2 separate regions of the Homo sapiens genome follow, and region 1 is linked to region 2. A link is a loop called in an ENCODE intact Hi-C map of the cell type or tissue named here. Cell type or tissue: GM12878. All regions are shown on one strand. Each heading gives the region's core, and the rest is flanking DNA. Links, peaks and the distances in the headings are about the cores only. Region 1 overlaps CAMKK1 (calcium/calmodulin dependent protein kinase kinase 1). Region 2 overlaps ZZEF1 (zinc finger ZZ-type and EF-hand domain containing 1).

Region 1 (10,233 bases), core at 1,149-9,148, 210 kb after region 2:
ATGGGCCTGCGTCTCCCCCAGCGCCCGCGTATCAATCAGGCAGTGCCTGCGTCTCCCCCAGATCCTGTGTATCAGTTAGACGGTGCCTGCATCTCCCCCGTGCCCACGTATCAGTTAGACGGCGCCTGCTTCTCCCCCAGAGCCCACGTATCAGTTAGACGGCGCCTGCTTCTCCCCCAGAGCCCACGTATCAGTTAGACGGCGCCTGCTTCTCCCCCAGAGCCCACGTATCAGTTAGACGGCGCCTGCTTCTCCCCCAGAGCCCACGTATCAGTTAGACGGCGCCTGCTTCTCCCCCAGAGCCCACGTATCAGTTAGACTGCGCCTGCTTCTCCCCCAGATCCTGTGTATCAGTTAGACGGCGCCTGCTTCTCCCCCAGAGCCCGCGTATCAGTTAGACGGTGCCTGCATCTCCCCCAGATCCTGCGTATCCATTAGACAGTGCCTGTGTCTCCCCTAGTGCCCGCTCACATTTCGGTTTTGCTCCTCTTCCTCTGCTCAGCTTCTGTGTTGGCACTTGGAAGTGATTCACATAGTCCCCCGTGGCCACCTGGGGCCACTGAGAGCCCTGCCCTGCCCCTGCCTGACAGTCAAGTGAGTCAGGGCAAGCACAAGGCCAGGAGGAGAGCCAGGGCCACTGCCGTTGGCGGGGCCTGGCCTTGCACTTTATCCCCCTCTGCAGGGTCCCGGCCCAGCTGGGACCAGCTGGCTCAATCCCTGCCCCCTATGCTTACTTGACTCTGTGGGGTCGCTGGAACCAGGCAACTCCCACGGGGTCCCCATGACCACTTGCCTGATCTTAGCCACCATCTCCTCTCTCTCAGACCACTGGAACAACCTCCCACGCTGTCCCTTGCTTCTACTCTCACTCCCTGTCCCCCTGGTCAATGCTCAACTCAGCACCCAGCATGGTCCCAGTGGCATGAGTGTGTCACCTCCCAGCTCAGAGCCTGCTTCTCACTCGGGCTGCTGTGTCCCTCAGAATCAGACCTCCAGCCTGTGCCCCACCACCCGCCCTGTTTTTCTGCGGGGCTCGTGCACCGTCCCGCCATCATGCACTCGTCTCTGGCCACGTGCCATGGAAGGGGCTGCCCCAGAGCCTTCAGACTTCGCTTCCCTCTGCCCGGGGAGTCCCACCCCCGATGGCCACGGGACTCGCTCCCTCACTTCCTTCGGCTTTTTACGCCAGGGTCCCCTCCTAGAGAGAAGCGAGCCTTCCCTGACCCTGTAGCTTCAGCCTCCCCTGCTTCACACCTCATCGCCATTCCCTTGTTTTATTTTTTCCTTTCCACTTACTGACATACATAATTTACTGATTTTTCTTCTTTACTTATCGCCTGTCTCCCCCAACTAGAATATAAGCTGTATGATGGCTGGGCGCAGTGGCTCACGCCTGTAATCCCAGCACTTTGGGAGGCCAAGGCGGGAGGATCACTTGAGGTCAGGAGTTTGAGACCAGCCTGGCCAACATGCTGAAGCCCCGTCTCTTCTAAAAATACAAAAAATTAGCCGGGTGTGGTGGTGGACGCCTGTAATCCCAGCTATTCAGGAGACTGAGGCGGAAGGATCATTTGAAGCGGGGAGGCAGAGGTTGCAGTGAGCCGAGATTGTGCCACTGCACTCCAGCCCTGGGCAACAAGAGCAAAACTCCGTCTGAAAAAAAAAAAAGGCTATATGAGGGCAGGAATTCTGGCCTCAGTGTGGCCCCAGGGCCTAGAGTAGTGGCCAGCACCCAGTAGGCAGCCAGTGGTGACCAGTGTTGACGGGATGGATGGACACAAGCGAGGGAGTGAAGGGACTGGCAAGTGTGCCGCTGCCTCTCTGCATGCGTGTGAGTCGGCGTGTCTGTGGGCACGGCATGGAACCGTCCTTGTCACGGAGGAGGGACAAAGGCAGAGAGCCAGGCTGCGGCAGCTGTTCCCCTCCTGGCAGCCCCACTGACTGGGCCACCGGCTGCGGCTCAGCCGCTTCCCGGGCCGCCCTGCAGTAGCATCTTGGCATCTTCTCGGCGGCCGGAAGGCGGGAAGGATGGCACAGCATCCCTCCATGGCATTGCTGCCGTAGCGAGAAGGTATCTTCTAATGGACTCCCACTTCCAGCCCTGGCCCTCCCCACTCTTTCAGCCTGGCCTTGCGGACCCTTCATGGGCTGGTCCCGGCCCCCTCCTCATGTACCAGTGGCATCCGGCTCCTCACCATTCCAGGAATATGCCCCCAGCTGCCAGCGCCCCGTGTTCTTGCCTCTGCCATTTCATGCTGTGCTGATTGAGATGGGACCCGCACTGCGGCCCCCTTGGCAGCTGCTCTCGGGGAATCGGAGCAGAGGCTGCGTGTCTGGGAGCCTGGGACCTGTGCTCCTCACGCTGCCTTGTCCTCCTCAGATCCTGGTGAAGTCCATGCTGAGGAAGCGTTCCTTTGGGAACCCGTTTGAGCCCCAAGCACGGAGGGAAGAGCGATCCATGTCTGCTCCAGGAAACCTACTGGTGTAAGTACTGGTGGGCCAGGGACTGCCGGGCACTCCCTGGAGTTGGGTGGGGAGGTCTGAGGCCCATCCTCCCACTCTCACTGTCGTTGGGCCAAGGCCAGAGCCTGGGGACTTGGCCAGGTCTCGGTGTTGGCCCCATTTGCATCTCTGTCCCCAAGGTTAGTCGGGGCTAGAAGGGACCTTTTGGGCCCAGCTCTTGCTTCATTCCTGGGGCCAGCATCCCTCACACACACACTTCCAGGGATGAGGAGCTCACGCAGCCCCTCCATGGGACAGGAAGACCCTTCTTCCATGCAGCTTGATGTCACTCTCTCACTGGGTCCAGCCCCTCTGGGGCTTCAAATCTGTGGCCCCCTCAGCCCTTGGCAGCCTGGCAGAGGTTTGCAGACAGGCTGATGTTGGCTTCCTGTAGGAGGCTGGCGGGCTGTAGAGGAGGGGTGCTGGCCCCTCTGCCTGGCCCTGGGGACTGTTGGCTGCTCTCCCAAGTGGCCCAGGCTGCCTGCAGCCATTGCTGGGGCTCTGTGCCCAGTCAGCACTTTGTGAGTGCTTGTTCAGTGAGTAAGCAGGGACAGGCTGGCCGGTGGACCACGGGAGAGGAACCCGCATTGGCCGAGGGCTCCCTATGGTGAGCCACGCCTGTGGGTTCACCACCTCCTAGGAGGGTCCAGAAAAGCAGCTCCCCAAGCCTGTGCGCCTCGTCCTCAGCAGATCCACCTTCTTCACTATAATAAAAGCCAGTCTGGGATGCTAATAAGGCCTGTGCTGGAGTTTGTACACAAACCTGCAGAGAGAAAACCAGTGGGGTCCTGAACCACAGCGTGGTCCTGGGACAGCCACTGCCTTCCTCTGGCCCCGGAGGGAAGCTTTGGGGAAGGGGCTGGTGGGAGTTGTTTGCCCCACCCTGGCCTGCTCTGTGTGGAAGGCGCACTCCCCAGAGGGGTGAGTGCCAGGCGCTGTCCGGGTGCCTTGGCTTCACGCTGTCACCAGGCCTGTCCGGGACCACCATGTTGGTTTCCCGTGAGGCCTCCCTCTCATAAGAGGGCCCTTCAGAAGGGTCGGGACCCCTCGTAGTGGACAAGCTGACATCTGCTCCCTGCTGGAGGTGGCTTGCACCCAGGGAGAGCCTCATAATGAGGTGGGGGGCCTGGGAGAGGCCTGGAGGTCCCAACTGCAGCTTTTCTGTCATCTCTTCAGGGAGGTGGTTGCGGTTGGGGGAGGATTCTCTGAGCTCATCCAGGAATGTAGGCCCCTGATGCTGGAATTGTGCTTAGTGTAGGGGGAGAGGGGGCATATATAATTTGACGTCCAAATGGGGACATTTTTGAGAGTGAAAGGGGAAGCCATTAATAATTATGCCAGCACGGCCGGGTGCGGTGGCTCACGCCTGTAATCCCAGCACTTTGGGAGGCCGAGGCGGGTGGATCACAGGGTCAGGAGATCGAGACCATCCTGGCTAACACGGTGAAACCCCGTCTCTACTAAAAATACAAAAAATCAGCTGGGCGTGGTGGCGGGCACCTGGAGTCCCAGCTACTCAGGAGGCTGAGGCAGGAGAATGGCGTGAACCCGGGAGGCAGAGCTTGCAGTGAGCCAAGGTCACGCCACTGCACTCCAGCCTGGGCGACAGAGTGAGACTCCGTCTCAAAAAATAATAATTATTATGCCAGCATGGTGGCTCATGCCTATAATCCCAGCACTTTGGGAGGCCAAGGCAGGATTGCTTGAGGCCAGGAGTTCAAGACCAGCCTGGGCAACATAGCAAGACCCCATCTCTAAAAAAAAAAAAAATTAGCCGGGCGTGGTGGTGGGTGCCTGTAGTCCCAGCAACTCAGGAGGCTGAGGTGGGAGGATTGCTTGAGTCTGGGAGGTGGAGGTTGCAGTGAGCTGAGATTGCACCACTGTACTCCAGCCTGGGTGACAGAGCCAGACCCTGTCTCAAAAAAAAAAAAGAAAAAAAAGTAATAATAATTATGCCAGGACAGCAGGTGGACGGACACCTGGTCCTTCTGACTCAGAGCCTGTGGTCCAGCACCCCCTAGTGGTGGAACAAGCCAGACACAGGATAAGGATACATTTAGTGTCTAGTTTGTACCTGGCAAACAGAGTGACAAGATTGGGCTTAATACTTTCCAGCTATAAAATTCTAGAATTCTGTGACCCAAGTTTAATTTGGGGTAGAGCTTTTTAAAAAAAAAATAGAGATGGAGTCTTGCCATGTTGCCCAGGCTGGACTTAAACTCCTGGCCTCAAGCCATTTGCCCACCTTGGCCTCCGAAAGTGCCAGGTGATTACAGGCATGAGCCACCACACCCAGCCTCCACGTTTAACTTTGAAAGAAGATTTTACTTCATCATCAAGTCCCAATATTTATCCTTGATAGACTGCTTTGGTTTTTTGTTTGTTTGTTTTGAGATGGAGTTTCACTCTTGTTGCCCAGGCTGGAGTGCAGTGGCGCAAACTCAACTCACTGCAGTCTCCGCCTCTCACATTCAAGCAGTTCTCTTGCCTCAGCCTCCCAAGTAGCTGGGATTACAGGTGCATGCCACCACCACACCGGCTAATTTTTGTATTTTTATTAGAGACGGGATTTCACCATTTTGGCCAGGCTGGTCTCAAACTCCTGACCTCAGGTAATCTGCCCACCTCAGCCTCCCAAAGTGCTGGGATTACAGGCGTGAGCCACTGTGCCCGGCCATAGAGTTTTTTATACTTTGGGATAATTGTAGAAACTCAGTAGTAGAGTTAAGTGGAGTTGGTCCTTTTTAAAGATATCAAAACCCATTTACTGGTTATTTTAAAAAGAGACATTTTGGGAGGAAAACTAGATATAGAAATCTGTTGAATATGTGACAGAATCCCAAGACTGATAGATGGACTCTGCCCTGTGAACAAGGCAAAGAAAAATGCAAAATGAAAGCCTCTCTACCCAGATCTGCTGGGGGATGACTGAGGTCAACACAGAAGGCCCTCAGGCCGGGCACGGTGGCTCACGCCTGCAATCCCAACACTTTAGGAGGCTGAGGTGGATGGATCGCTTGAGCCCAGGAGTTTGAGACCAGCCTGGGCAACATGGTGAAACCCTGTTTTTATAGAGATAAAAAAATACAAAAATTAGCTGGGCGTGGTGGCATGTGCCTGTAGTCTCAGCTACTCAGGAGGCTGAGGTGGGAGGATCGCTTGAGCCTGGAAGGCAGAGGTTGCAATGAGCTGAGATTGCACCACTGCACTGCAGCCTGCACGACAGAGCGAGACGCTGTCTCAAAACAACAACAAAACCACACACACAGAGAGAAGGCCCTTGATTAGGCTGATAGTTGGAGGATGTAGGGAAGTCAGCTGGGTCAGACTGTGAGCAGCTCCAGAGGCCGTGCTGGGAGGTTTAGACTTCATCTCTGGTCAATGGGGGGCCACGGAGGCGTTGCGGGCTGAGACTGGGGGCTGAGAGACCGGCAAGGAGCAACTGCCGTGATGTAGGGAGGCCAGAGGGAGGCCAAGCTTGGGGCAGTGGGTGAAGGGGGCTTTGAGAGATGTGGGATTCAGATTCCTGTGTGTGTGAGGGAGAGTGTCTCCCTGAGTGCATATTCTGACCCTGAGGTCCCTCTGTCCCTGGTGTCCCCTGAACAGGAAAGAAGGGTTTGGTGAAGGGGGCAAGAGCCCAGAGCTCCCCGGCGTCCAGGAAGACGAGGCTGCATCCTGAGCCCCTGCATGCACCCAGGGCCACCCGGCAGCACACTCATCCCGCGCCTCCAGAGGCCCACCCCTCATGCAACAGCCGCCCCCGCAGGCAGGGGGCTGGGGACTGCAGCCCCACTCCCGCCCCTCCCCCATCGTGCTGCATGACCTCCACGCACGCACGTCCAGGGACAGACTGGAATGTATGTCATTTGGGGTCTTGGGGGCAGGGCTCCCACGAGGCCATCCTCCTCTTCTTGGACCTCCTTGGCCTGACCCATTCTGTGGGGAAACCGGGTGCCCATGGAGCCTCAGAAATGCCACCCGGCTGGTTGGCATGGCCTGGGGCAGGAGGCAGAGGCAGGAGACCAAGATGGCAGGTGGAGGCCAGGCTTACCACAACGGAAGAGACCTCCCGCTGGGGCCGGGCAGGCCTGGCTCAGCTGCCACAGGCATATGGTGGAGAGGGGGGTACCCTGCCCACCTTGGGGTGGTGGCACCAGAGCTCTTGTCTATTCAGACGCTGGTATGGGGGCTCGGACCCCTCACTGGGGACAGGGCCAGTGTTGGAGAATTCTGATTCCTTTTTTGTTGTCTTTTACTTTTGTTTTTAACCTGGGGGTTCGGGGAGAGGCCCTGCTTGGGAACATCTCACGAGCTTTCCTACATCTTCCGTGGTTCCCAGCACAGCCCAAGATTATTTGGCAGCCAAGTGGATGGAACTAACTTTCCTGGACTGTGTTTCGCATTCGGCGTTATCTGGAAAGTGGACTGAACGGAATCAAGCTCTGAGCAGAGGCCTGAAGCGGAAGCACCACATCGTCCCTGCCCATCTCACTCTCTCCCTTGATGATGCCCCTAGAGCTGAGGCTGGAGAAGACACCAGGGCTGACTTTGACCGAGGGCCATGGACGCGACAGGCCTGTGGCCCTGCGCATGCTGAAATAACTGGAACCCAGCCTCTCCTCCTACACCGGCCTACCCATCTGGGCCCAAGAGCTGCACTCACACTCCTACAACGAAGGACAAACTGTCCAGGTCGGAGGGATCACGAGACACAGAACCTGGAGGGGTGTGCACGCTGGCAGGTGGCCTCTGCGGCAATTGCCTCACCCTGAGGACATCAGCAGTCAGCCTGCTCAGAGCGGGGGTGCTGGAGCGCGTGCAGACACAGCTCTTCCGGAGCAGCCTTCACCTTCTCTCTGGGATCAGTGTCCGGCTGGCCGACGTGGCATTTGCTGACCGAATGCTCATAGAGGTTGACCCCCACAGGGTCACGCAGGACTCGGACACTGCCCTGGAAACATGGATGGACAAGGGCTTTTGGCCACAGGTGTGGGTGTCCTGTTGGAGGAGGGCTTGTTTGGAGAAGGGAGGCTGGCTGGGGGAGAAACCCGGATCCCGCTGCATCTCCGCGCCTGTGGGTGCATGTCGCGTGCTCATCTGTTGCACACAGCTCACTCGTATGTCCTGCACTGGTACATGCATCTGTAATACAGTTTCTACGTCTATTTAAGGCTAGGAGCCGAATGTGCCCCATTGTCAGTGGGTCCACGTTTCTCCCCGGCTCCTCTGGGCTAAGGCAGTGTGGCCCGAAGCTTAAAAAGTTACTCGGTACTGTTTTTAAGAACACTTTTATAGAGTTAGTGGAAGGCAAGTTAAGAGCCAATCACTGATCCCCAAGTGTTTCTTGAGCATCTGGTCTGGGGGGACCACTTTGATCGGACCCACCCTTGGAAAGCTCAGGGGTAGGCCCAGGTGGGATGCTCACCCTGTCACTGAGGGTTTTGGTTGGCATCGTTGTTTTTGAATGTAGCACAAGCGATGAGCAAACTCTATAAGAGTGTTTTAAAAATTAACTTCCCAGGAAGTGAGTTAAAAACAATAAAAGCCCTTTCTTGAGTTAAAAAGAAAAAAAAAAGGTTTGTGCGTACATTTTCTGCATCTGGATATACGTTCTTTCTCAGCAGCTGGAACAGCTGGCTTTGTTGAATTTTCTGGAAGCGTCTGAGGCACCCTAAGTCCCTGAGCAGGACAGTGGTGAGAAGTGGTCTTGGCGGAGGGAGGGAGAGGGAAGGGCTGGCTCAGGAGGTGACCGGGCTGCAGTCCAGGGTACAGCTGAGGCTCCTGGGCGGGTCCGTGGCCACTCCTTGGGAAGAACTGCCTGTTTCACAGGGGCTCAGGATGCCAAGGTCTGGTCCGGGTAGGAGCCATAGCTGCTGCTTTTGGGGCAGAGGTCCCTGTGGTGTCACAGGAGTGCCTGTGACACCAGCCCAGTGACCTCCCATCCCCGCTTAGCCTTGGACACTGGTACAGACTTTTGGGACCCCACACCTCTGTTCCCATGGTACAGCCCTCCAGGGCAGCGACGAAAAGAGTCATCCTTAAGGTCACACAGCCCTGAGCTTGAATCCAAGCTTTGCTACTTAAAAATTGTGTGACCTTTGGCAGGTCATTGGAGGAGCCTCAGTTCCCTTATTGATTTAATGGGAATGTTCCCGTGGGGTGTTTTGTTTGTTTGTTTGAGATTTTTTGAGACTTGCTCTGTCACCCAGGCTGGAGTGCAATGGCAAGATCTCGGCTCACTGCAACCTCTTCCTCCTGGGTTCAAGCGATTCTCCTGCCTCAGCCTCCCAAGTAGCTGGGACTACAGGTGCCCGCCACCATGCCCCAGCTAATTTTTTGTACTTTTAGTAGAGACGGGGTTTCACCATGTTGGCCAGGCTGGTCTTGAACTCCTGACCTCAGGTGATCTGCCCACCTCGGCCTCCCAAAGTGCTGGGATTACAGGCGTGAGCCACCGCGCCCACCTCCCATGGGGTTTGAATGCAAACAATGCAAACGTTTTCGTCTGCTCTCACACTACAACAGTGAACACAGAAGACTTCTGTGACCGGCTGGGCGCGGTGGCTCACGCCTGTAATCCCAGCACTTTGGGAGGCTGAGGAAGGCGGATCATGAGGTCAGGAGATCGAGACCATCCTGGCTGACACGGTGAAACCCCGTCTCTACTAAAAATACAAAAAATTAGCCGGGCACCTGTGGTCCCAGCTACTCAGGAGACCGAGGCAGGAGAATGGCGTGAACCCGGGAGGTGGAGGTTGCAGTGAGCTGAGATTGCGCCACTGCACTCCAGCCTGGGCGACAGAGCAAGACTCCGTCTCAAAAAAAAAAAAAAAAAGACTTCTGTGACCAACCATGTGGAGTCCCCCCCACCCCCATATCCCTTCTGCAGCAGACCCCAGCCAGGTGTCTTCTAACTCAATTCCGACACTGTCTGCTTGGAAACAGTATCGGATCCCACAGGTTGAGGACACAAGCCTACAAGACAGTCCCTCAGTCAGACACCAGTCATGAGTCCCAGCCTCTGGAGTTTCTGTCCCACCGGCTTCAAGTTGGGGTTCCCACAACCCTCTCTTTGGGTTTGATTAATTTGCTGGAGCGGCTCACAGAACTCATGGAAACACGTTTACCGGTTTATTATAAAGGATTTGGCAAAGGATACAGATGAGGGGAGATGCACAGGGCAAAGGACGGGGGAGGGGTGGAGAGCTTCCATGTCCCCCCAGGATGCCACCCTCCAGGGACCTCCATGTGTTCAGCTCTCCGGAAGCTCCTCAAACCTTGTCCTTTTGGGGTTTTTGTGGAGGTTTCAATACCTAGGTATGATTGATTAAATCATTAGCCATTGGTGATCACCTTAACCTTCAGCCTCTCTCTCCTCCCCAGAGGTAGGGGATGGGCCTGACAGTCCCAACCCTCTAATCCTGCCTGGGTCTTTCTGGTGACCAGACCCCATCCTGAAGCCACCTAGGGGCTGCCAGCCACCAGTCAATTCGTTAGCAAAGAAAAAGCTATCCCTGGCCTGGTGCGGTGGCTCACGCCTGTAATCCCAGCACTTTGGGAGGCCGAGGCGGGGTGGATCACGAGGTCAGGAGATCGAGACCATCCTGGCTAACACGGTGAAACCCCGTCTCTACTAAAAATACAAAAAATTAGCCAGGCACGGTGGCGGGCGCCCGTAGTCCCAGCTACTCGGGAGGCTGAGGCAGGAGAATGGCGTGAACCCGGGAGGCG
Region 2 (10,233 bases), core at 1,273-9,272:
TAAGGGATTTTCTTTCTTAAAATGTAGTTTATGCTCCAAGTGGATCAGTCACTTGGGATATTTGACAGAAAAAAGATTTCTAGATCCCACCCTAAGCTACTGATTCAAGATCTCTAGGGATAGGGCTTAAGAACCTGCATTTTTCTAAGCACCCCGAGAGATTCTAAAGTGATAGCACCCCTGTACTAGGAAACCAAGAACTATCTCTTTGGGCTAAATATGGGAACCAGAGAGCTGGAGGAGATTTTGTGGTAGACTAGTCCAAACCACATCTTTGAGGTATCTAATGATGTGGACTTGAAGGTAACTTTTCTTTTGTGGCTGATAACTTATCTTGTATCTTTTGACTGAACTTAGTGTCTTTAAATCTCTTACATTTTTGCGGGTGCCTTACTGTTTTGAGTTGCTGTTAGAGCCATGATTTCATTCATTCCCAGCTGCCTGGCATGATAGGCCATCAGCAGGTGTCTCCCCCAATTCACTGATGGGGACCTCAGAGCACCTGTAGGGTGCCTAGGTTATCATTTGCCAAGGTTGCTCTTAGGCTGACCACTGTTTAGATCTAGTATTAATTTAGATCTAGGGTAACGTTGACTTTATAAGCCTCAACTTTGTTTTTAATTAAAAAACTATGCTCTATTTTTTGCTGTCACATTAATTTTCTCTTACTTTCTGCTTTCTGGCTTATTTCCAGACTCTTCTGCCCATCTCTGAGTCTTCCTTAAAAAACTCACTTCAGTCTCATCAGTATGTGTTCTCGGCCCCAGTTAGCCATGGCTCATTCGAATCTCCATCCTTATTTCTGCATTTCCCATACCTTCCCTTTCTTCTGGAGCTCATCTACATTCTACCTGTTTCTCAGATCCCTGAAGCCTGAACTGAGTTCTCCCCCTCACCAGTCTTTCTTCTGTTGTTACATCATCAGTGCCATTGGGCAGAAAACTTCAGCGTTCTCACCTGGTTCTCATAGGAGTCGATTCTGCCCCGCACGTGAGGAGTGGGTAGGTGCTAGAGCCAGGACTGAAACCGGGGCTGTTTGACTCAGAGCCTTGTCCTCTTTCTGCTAGATAAGATAGGCCAGATTTATTTTAAGATGTACGTGGAGAAATGAGATAGCATTTTGCCCAAGAGAATTTCGCATAATTGTATATACCATTTGGAGATCAGTTGTGTGTCTTTTCTTCTCTTTCACTTACCTGTGGTACAAAAGAAGTTACAGATATCATTAAACCTCCTTGCTAGAGATGCAGCTATTAATGTGTTTCCCTGAATTATCTTTTAGTAAAAGACATTTATGGTTATACTAAAGAGTTAGGGTTCAATCAGGAAAAAAAATTAAAGGTGATCAGAAATGTACCTGGTCTGAAATTTTTCTCAGGAATCTATCAAATTCAACAAATATCCACTGAATGCCTGCTGTGTGTTAGGCCCTGTGCTAGGAACAGGGGATACAGTGATTTTAAAAAAGCACAGTCTTGAGGAGCAAATATGTCATCAGGTAGTTGCAACAATGTGGCAAGTGTCTCTTTTAAGGACTAGACATTCCCAGTATCTTTGAGTCCATTTCCCTCCATCCACATGCCTTTTCATGGCTCACTCTCTTCCTGCCTTGCCAGGCGTAACCATCATCCCGAAGCTTGTGTTCACCATTTCCTTGTTCTTCTTTCTACTTACTCCTACCCAGCACATCTGTATTGCCTGGGTTGTACCTGTAATGGAATCATATAGTGTACAATCTTCCGTATCTGGAGGTCAGATAACCCTTCAAAGAAACTTTTGAGAACAAAGGTGATGGTTAGAGAGCCATGGAGGCATGAATAATGATTTTTTTAAGGTGGGAGAGGTTTGATTAAAGGCTTGAGGGAAGGAGCCAGAGAAAGGACATTTTAAGATGTAAGAGAAAGAAGAGATACCCAGGGGGGTAAGGTTCCTGAGGTGGTAGAAGGAGATGTCATGTGGAATAAAAAACCTTTGTAAAGGTTCCAAAAAGCTGGAGGGAAAGGGGAGTTTTCGTAATACCATCTTTCTTGGTGACTGCTGGGTTGAAAGCTGTTTCATGACTTTTCCGTGGCTATAGTTTGTTTTTGCTGGTGACAGCTGCTGCTTTAGAGGATGCCCTTGGCTATGCTCTGTGAATGGCCTTGTCACGAACACTTTCTGTTTGTCTCCTCCCTTGTAGTGCGAGCTGTTAATGCTCAGTGGGGCCCCAGGGGAGGTGGGCTCTGTGCTCTTCTCCCTGTTCTGGTCCGTCCAAGGCAGCCTGCTATCCTGGTGCTACCTGCAGCTGAAGAGCACGGACTCTGGAGCCAAAGATCTTGCCGTGGACCTTATTGAAAAATGTGAGTTTCAATATAAAATCCATGAAAACAGATGGCGTTTGGGTTTTGACTCTGAGTGTTCTCTTCTTTAGTAACTCATGCAATGAGTGTGCATATGGCTTTCTTCATTACGATTCAGATTCTTGGACTGGTTTGGTCTAATTAAAATAGAATTCAACAGCATGTCTTTTTGTCTAGAGTTTACTCTCTGAGTGTGGTGGTATGCCTAAGTATTTTTATTGTAGAATTAGATCATTTCACAGCCTAAATATTGCTTTTGCAATCATATAGCACTCTTACGTGATGTCTCGCTCTTCAGGAGAGTCTATCCCTGTTTTAATCAAGTCATCTAAAAATGAAAGTCTTGAATTTTAGAAATCTAAGGTGTATGAGCATTGTGACCATTGCTGATTACCGAGAATAATTAGATTCATGTTCTGTAAACTCACAGAAAATTATATGAAACCCAACGGGTGCTGACAAATTATACGTGGAAAATGTAGTTCCATCAAACTTGGTCCCAGCAGCTGTGACGAAAACACTTATATTGGGTCCTGCCACCTAGAGCTTGGCCTGTTAGATTGGTACACCTAATGCACGGGCTCATTGTAAACAGAAGGAAAAGGAGAGGCTGACAGCTGGGTTAGTCAGGCATGGAATTTCACTTCTACAAGTGCTCCTCTACTTCATCAAAAGACAAAAAAAAATCCCTTTAAAAGTGAGTCTTGTACTGAAATTCGCACTGCTTCTTCCTCCAGGAGGAATGCATTAGGACGGCACTTGCTGGCCTTGTGGTCTTCGCTGTGGAACCCCCTCTGCAGCTTCTGGAGTCTCTTTATTCTTGTCTGTGGTGATAACCAAGCATGTGACATTTCTACTATATAATATATTAATTATTTTCTTTGTTTCGGTAGATGTGGGCCAGTTTCTGGCAAGCATGAGAGCGATTTTGGAATCCCTTTTCTCACAGTACAGTGGAAAAACCATAGTAGAAAGATTATGTAACTCAGTGTTTTCAATGGCAGCTCGTCAACTGGTAAGAAAAACTAGCAGCTATTTGTAAAGAACCGGAAGGGGGTTGGGGGTCTGCATCCCCAGGCCCAGCCTAAGGTGGACGCTGAGTGCTTCATCCATCTTCCATTAGGTTATCTTCCTGCTGGACTTCTGCACTTTAGACATCCCACACTGCGTGCTCTTGAGAGAGTTCAGCGTCCTCACAGAACTCCTGAAGAAGCTCTGTAGTGGCCCCGAAGGAGGACTGAGGAAGGTAACTCGAGTCAGCACTTGAGCCGCCCCGTGTTCTCTCTCAGGAGTGATGGGACACACTTAGTGAAGTGGACCACGGACTGCAGATAGGCACAGCTGAGCAGCCTCTAGAAGGCTCCCTTGATTTTATCAGTGGGCTTGCCAACAAGGGTGAATGTCAGTCCAAGTCGATGTGGCCTGGTCAGCATTAGAAAGGAGACGCAGAGGCCGGGCGCAGTGGCTCACGCTTGTAATCCCAGCACTTTGGGAGGCCGAGGCGGGCGGATCACGAGGTCAGGAGATCGAGACCATCCTGGCTAACACGGTGAAACCCCGTCTCTACTAAAAATACAAAAAAAATTAGCCGGGCGTGATGGTGGGCGCCTGTAGTCCCAGCTACTCGGGAGGCTGAGGCAGGAGAATGGCGTGAACCCGGGAGGCGGAGCTTGCAGTGAGCCGAGATTGCGCCACTGCACTCCCGCCTGGGCCACAGAGCGAGACTCCGTCTCAAAAAAAAAAAAGAAAGGAGACGCAGAAAAAGCTGTAGAGATGAATCTCATCATTTTATAGTTGATGAAGTTATATAAAAACCATGTAAGTGAGTGACAAAATTGAAGTCTAGAAGAGAAAATGTATGTTGAAAGGCAAATTACATTTTGTCTTTAGAAGAAATTTCTCCCTTACTTAATTATACATACATAACGTTTAATCACTGTCTTGTGTGAGCTTCTTCTTGTGTGTCTTTTGTGTGCCACAGAGCACAACTCTGTGGCAGTAGAAAAGGCATTTATATTTAACAGGTAAAAAACCAAAGGCCCCCCCCCAACCCCCCGCTCAAAAGAAAAGGGTAGGAGAGGAAGGGAGAGTAGATCCAGATTTGCCAGTGTCCCAGGTAGGAATGTGAGGTCTTTAAACTCCTCATTCAGTACTTTTTCCACTGGGAATTCACACTGGTAATGATTTGTAAGTAGTTCTGTCATAGCGAAAAGGTACAAGCTGGTCATGGAGTTTTTGTGTGTAATAAAAGCACATCTCCTCGGCTGCGTGGTGGACGTGTGTTGATCTGTGTGAAGATGGGAATGTCAGGTTTGTCTTCGAGCCTGCCTGCTGGTTTGTGCAGGGCTGTCAAGGCCATCTGCCTGGAGCACTGATAGAGAAACAGTCTGCTGCATGTGGCTAGGTGTCTAGTGATAGAACCTTTCTTTCCCCTGGCTCATTTGTTATCATAGCTGGATGTTGAGACCTGGCAACAGGAACAGCCTGTGGTGTTACATACGTGGACGAAGGAATCTGCCCACAACTATGAAAATAATTGCCATGAGGTATCCGTCTTTGTTAGCCCAGGGGCAACCTATTTTGAAGTGGAATTCGATGACAGGTGTGAAACTGAAAAAAGGTAAGACTTCTATATTCTTTCACCCCCAAGCGCTAATAGGTCAGCAATGAGAGAAGGAAGCTAATAGAGGTTATGCCTTCACAGGTATGATTATCTGGAATTTACCGACGCTAGAGGTCGGAAAACACGCTATGACACAAAAGTTGGCACTGATAAATGGCCCAAGGTGAGTGATAGTCCCAGAAAGAGGTACCTACTTCTGCACCAATGCTTTTCCTTTTGTCAGCCTTCAGGGGGCAGTAGAGGTAAGGTCTTTGAAGGGAGGCATTTATGTTACACGTTTGTGAAAGGAAGGATTTATATCAGAGTTTGACCAGCTATAGTCTGTCACCTGTTTTGTAAACAAATTTTTTTGGAACACAGCCATGCCTGTTTATCATTTATAGCTGCTTTGGCACTGCAGTGGCAGAGTTGAGTAGTTGCAGCAGACAGCGTTGTCTAGAGTAAATGAAGAGCCTTCATCCTTAGCAAGAAGTGCTGGTGGGTCTAGGAGGATGGCCCAGACCATGTGATGGAAGCCAAGAGTCTGCCTCACAGTTAGAGCTGCTTGAGCTCTTGGGCTGGAGGTTTAGTACTGCCTCAGACTGTTGACCTTCTCTCCATGGTCAGTGGTCTTGGCAGGAGCAGAGGCATGGAAATGTGACCACTGGCTGAGTCGGTAGTGGACAGATGGTCACCCCAGGTGTAGAAAGCTGAGCAGCAGTATTCTGCCAACTCTCCTTCTTCATGGGGTGTGGCTGTGAATGGTCTGTTTCCGTCACCCCTTTGTACATTTCTCCGTTAGTCATTTTGGACATGTGGAAATAGAGATCAATTTTAAACTGAGATGTTTCTCGTCATGAAGAGCATGCTGATTTCTGAAGCACTCCTCCTCTAATCTGTCTGACCACATGATTTCTGTTTGTCTCTAGAAAGTGACCTTCAAGGCCGGTCCTCGGTTGCAGTTCCTCTTTCACTCTGACAGCAGTCACAACGAATGGGGCTACAAATTCACTGTCACTGCCTGTGGGCTGCCCGATGTTGCCGTGTCTTGGGGGCTGGATTTACAGCTCCTCGTCTCCCGGCTGATGGGACGCCTGGCTTCCCAGTGCATGGCGCTCAAGTCTGTGCGCCGTAAGTGCACATCCCTGTGCTTTCCCTTCTTACAACCACGGTGAAGTGCAAGATGCGCGCTTGCCCTCTTGTAGGTCGTTTCCACGTAATGGCAGGGGGTTAATAATACGCCTTTTCAGTTTCCTTTAAACCGAAAGAATAAAGTGTCCACTCAATACCATTGTCACGAAGCTTTTTGCCTTAGACTTTGGAACATAGCAGGAAGGCTGCCATGGGTTCTCTGTCTATGGAGGATAACAGCTTTTTTTTTTGGCAACATTGTCATTTTTTTGCAAGTAGGTGTAGGTATAGTCCAACCAAAAGGCAGGAGTATAGAATAAGTTGATTGCATATCCTTTAAATATGTGAATATTTATGTAAATATATGTAGATATGTGACTATGGATTTTGTTTTAAAGTGATTCATTCAGGGCTGAGCAAGGTGGCTCATGCTGGTAATCCCAGCACTTTAGGAGGCCAAGGTGGGAGGATTTCTTGATCCCAGGAGTTTGAAACCAGCCTGGGCAGCATAGTGAGATCCCTATCTTTACCAAAAAAAATGTAAAAATTAGCCAGGTGTGGTGGCATATGCCTTTTGTCTCAGCTACTTGGGAGGCTGAGGCAGGAGGATCACTTGAGCCCAGGAGTTAGAGGCTGCATGCAGTGAGCTGTGATCATACTGCTGCACTCCAGTCTGGGTAACAGAGAGAGACTCTTGTCTCTTAAAACAAAAGGAAAAAGATGTGTTCAGTATAATTGTTTATTTAATTCTTCCAGGGAACAAGAATTACAGAATAAAACTTTCTACTGTATTTTATTTCTTGATCATTTCTTGAGTTTTTCCAGTTTTAGAAGTAAAATATAGAAAAATTACATAGTGGAAAAAAACAAAGGAAAATAGAATCATCCTTAATCCTAACACTCAGAAGTAACTGATTTTTTTAATATTTCTCCAAGAAAGAAAGAAATAGCTATTAGCATTTTTATTTCCACCTATTCTTTTCTCTTTGCCTATTCTAAACACATCTATGCTGGATATTTATTATTTGCTACAGAATTAAGTTTACAAATTGTGAATGTTTTTCCATAATTAAATGTTCCTGAATGGCCTCGTGTTATATGCCAGAAATGGTTCATATCCTATTTTCAGCTTACTATAAACAGATTAGTCATTTCCAAGGTACCTTGTAACTGAAGTTGTTCCACAGAGCAGCAGTATTTCAGGACTTGGTGGTTTAGCTTAATCTGTGGTATGTGTTTACAAAGTATCACAATTACATTCTGGTATGTGGGTAAACTTTCTCTAAGTTTTAATAGTATCCATGGTTTTTTTTAACCTTTTCTTTCTCATTTCAAAGATTCTCAATATATTAAGGCAAAAATAGAACTGTCATATGTCTTCTTCTCTTTCTAGAGTTAGGAAGTAACATGGTAGTACCTCAGGCAAAAATGGCATTAGTCCTAAGCTCCCCACTGTGGAAACCTGTCTTCAGGCATCAGGTTTGTCCAGAGTTGGAATTAGAAGCAAGCTGGCCCACTCACCCACACCGGAATAGTAAGGAGGTATTTACTCTTCCGTTTTCTTTCTATTTAGACTGGAAACTGCCTGCAAGTATTTATTACTTTAAGTTATAAACACTTGTGTTTCTATCTTACTACCCGTATTAAGCAGTTAGCTCCTTGAGGCCAGAAACTATACCTTGTTAACTTGTTAACGCCACCGTGTCCCACAGGGGCCAGTGCGCAATAGGTGTTCAGAAATACTGAATGCGTGACTTGGGTGAAATGTAGGAGGTGCTCAGTAAATCTCTGTTGATGGAGTTATCAGGCAAACAATTGAGTGTACTTCTAGTGCCTACTGAGTCAAGCTTTAGAGCAATGATTTGTGCTATACCTTTTGTTCTCCTTAGAATTACAGCACATGATTTAGGTGTATAAGATTTTAAAAACTAAAAAGTTTGCCCTGTCTTTATTTTTCACCTCTCCTTCCCTCTATTTCTGTATTCTACTTTTCTTCCTTCCCCTCCCTGCCCTGCCCCACGTTATTCAGTAGTTAATTGCCAAATCCAGTGGCTCTTCCTCAGCTTCTGTTCTCCTTGCCTCTGTTAAATTTGGCTCCTTCAGACCCTCTCTTCTTTGGATCCATGCTAGTCCGCTGTCTTCTCTTACATCTGACTGCCCACTTGCCTCCTTCATTGACTTTTCATATTCCTCCTTCCCTAAAGGGTAGGCTTTATTCAGGCTTTCTTCCCTTCCCCACAGCCCACCAAGACTTCATCCTCTCCACTTTCTTCTCCTGTCAAACATTGTGGCCCTAATTCCTAATATCAGTCTCCAGGTCTGGTTTTCTCCCCGCTCCAAGTACCTGTTTCCATCTTCCTGTGAGGCATTTCCATTTAAATGTCCTGACTCCCCTTAACTCAGAAGTGTAAAACCAAAGACCGGTCACTTCTGTGGTGGTCAGTGTTCCCCAGGCCTGAAGCCACTGCTCCCTAGCATCCCCTGTCCTCACCTGTCTCCCCATTCCTGTCCAGTCAGCTTGCAGGTCCTGTGGATTCTTCCTCATGATGTTCATCTCTGTCCTTTCCTCTGTCTGCATCTTTATCCGGGCCCTCATTTGCACCTGCCTTATGACATTCGTACCTACCAAGTTTTTTTTATAATCACTGCATTATCTTGTCATTCCACTGCCAAGCACCATTAATGGCTCCCCATTGCCCACAGGGTGAAGTCTAACTCCTCAATGTGACAGTCAAGGCTCTCTGCAGTCTCCTTTCACCTTACCTATCTGACTCTAGTTCCCATCACTCCCCAGCTGAGACTTCAGGCCAGGTCAGTCTCCCCACTGACTCGTAACCTCTGCTAATGGTTATGTTCCTCAGAGCCAAATCTGCCAATCCTTCAGGGTCCAGGCCAAAGCCCATATCCTCCAGGAGGCTTTTCTTAATTACTTTAACCTACCAGGATCTCTCTCCTTTGAATTCTCAGCACTGGGTATCCCTTCTAGGCATTTGGCACTTGATAATCTTTTGCTTTACGGGAATGCTAGTTCTAATGCTTTTAATGTTTTATTTATGTTTATCTTTTTTTAACTCATATCTCTGTCTGGTCTTCCTAAAATAGATTTAAACTTCCGGAGAGTGTTCACTGTGTTTTATACTTCTGCTTTGGCCTAATAGTTTGCTCAATAAATTTTATTTTTTGAATGAATGTGTTAAATGTGATGGGTTTATTTTTTGTTTCCAGGTTAAGAACATTCCTGACGACCCCTGCCGCCATTTTCTTCTTGATTTTGCCCAGTCAGAGCCTGCTCAGAACTTCTGTGGGCCATATTCAGAACTTTTCAAAGGATTCATACAGGCATGTAGAAAACAGGCCCCAAAGACAGATATAGTTGCTGGTTCCACTATTGATCAAGCTGTGAACGCCACCTTTGCTGCTCTGGTGTATCGCACTCCAGATTTATATGAGAAGCTGCAAAAATATGGTAACTTTATTACAGGGAATATTTTTGATCTGAAGGCTAATTGCTAAGTTTTAAGAAAGCCTATCTTAAGTGAACATTTAAAATATTTTAAAATATAAACACATTTCTATAACTGTAAACATCATCTTGTTGGTTCTACTTTGCCTATTAAAAGATTCATGGCCACTTTATGGTTAGCAGATTATAATGTGTGGCACCTAACCTTGAGTTGCAAAATTAGCAGGTAAATTATCTTTATCCAGAATTCTCATGGAAAACTGCTGAGAAATTTAATGGAAAGAAACCTTAACTTGGGTCCTGGTCCCAGTGCAAAAACTCAAAAGTTGTGCAGCTTCAGGTTAATCAGACGACCTTTCTGCACCTCAGTTTCTTTATCTGTAAAATTGGTTTAAGGGTGATTCGCTCTAACATTCTAAGAAATTCCAATTAAAACCACAGATGTTTAAGTTCTTGAATGTAGTAATAACCAAGGAGGAAGCTGTAGGTATTAACTATTACCTTTAGCTAGCTTGCAGCGCCTTCGTAGCATCACCCCACTAGGCTTCCTTTGCTGATAACCTTCTCCTCACCATCTCTTTTCCTCATGTCTCTTAGGGATGCCATCTCTGTATTTACCCTGCTTCCCTGCCGCCTAGCAGGACCCACACGGAGGGAGAGTCTCTCTCTACCTTCATACTAATTCAGGGGAAAAGTGT

The links. A loop is a pair of places that touch in the nucleus more often than their neighbours do. Peaks named below come from ENCODE experiments on the same cell type or tissue, not always from the same donor. Only the 100,000 strongest peaks of a DNase experiment are listed, where the experiment ranks them.
Region 1: it touches region 2 in a loop (11-fold over the local background); 23 of 110 quality-filtered maps call a loop at or near these places.

The regions. Positions count from the first base shown.
Region 1 is chr17:3,858,159-3,868,391 of GRCh38, reverse strand. It overlaps CAMKK1 (calcium/calmodulin dependent protein kinase kinase 1), which reads left to right. Exons shown (of 16, transcript NM_032294.3): 15 at 2,381-2,484; 16 at 6,109-8,077. The coding sequence ends at 6,181. LOC124903897 (a long non-coding RNA gene) reads right to left here. Exons shown (of 2, transcript XR_007065580.1): 2 at 9,612-9,815. Among named protein-coding and RNA genes, the nearest start is that of NCBP3, 17 kb to the right of the region's middle. RefSeq lists enhancers at 1-95, 96-597. In GM12878, for the core only: a CTCF peak has its summit at 4,522 (motif pointing left); a DNase peak (open chromatin) is centred at 4,541.
Region 2 is chr17:4,069,989-4,080,221 of GRCh38, reverse strand. ZZEF1 (zinc finger ZZ-type and EF-hand domain containing 1) reads left to right here. Exons shown (of 55, transcript NM_015113.4): 19 at 2,180-2,339; 20 at 3,233-3,354; 21 at 3,463-3,585; 22 at 4,793-4,959; 23 at 5,044-5,125; 24 at 5,871-6,072; 25 at 7,466-7,614; 26 at 9,298-9,538. Among named protein-coding and RNA genes, the nearest start is that of ZZEF1, 68 kb to the left of the region's middle. In GM12878, for the core only: a CTCF peak has its summit at 5,189 (motif pointing right); DNase peaks (open chromatin) are centred at 5,221, 5,421 and 5,871; H3K4me3 peaks cover 901 bases; H3K27ac peaks cover 1,980 bases.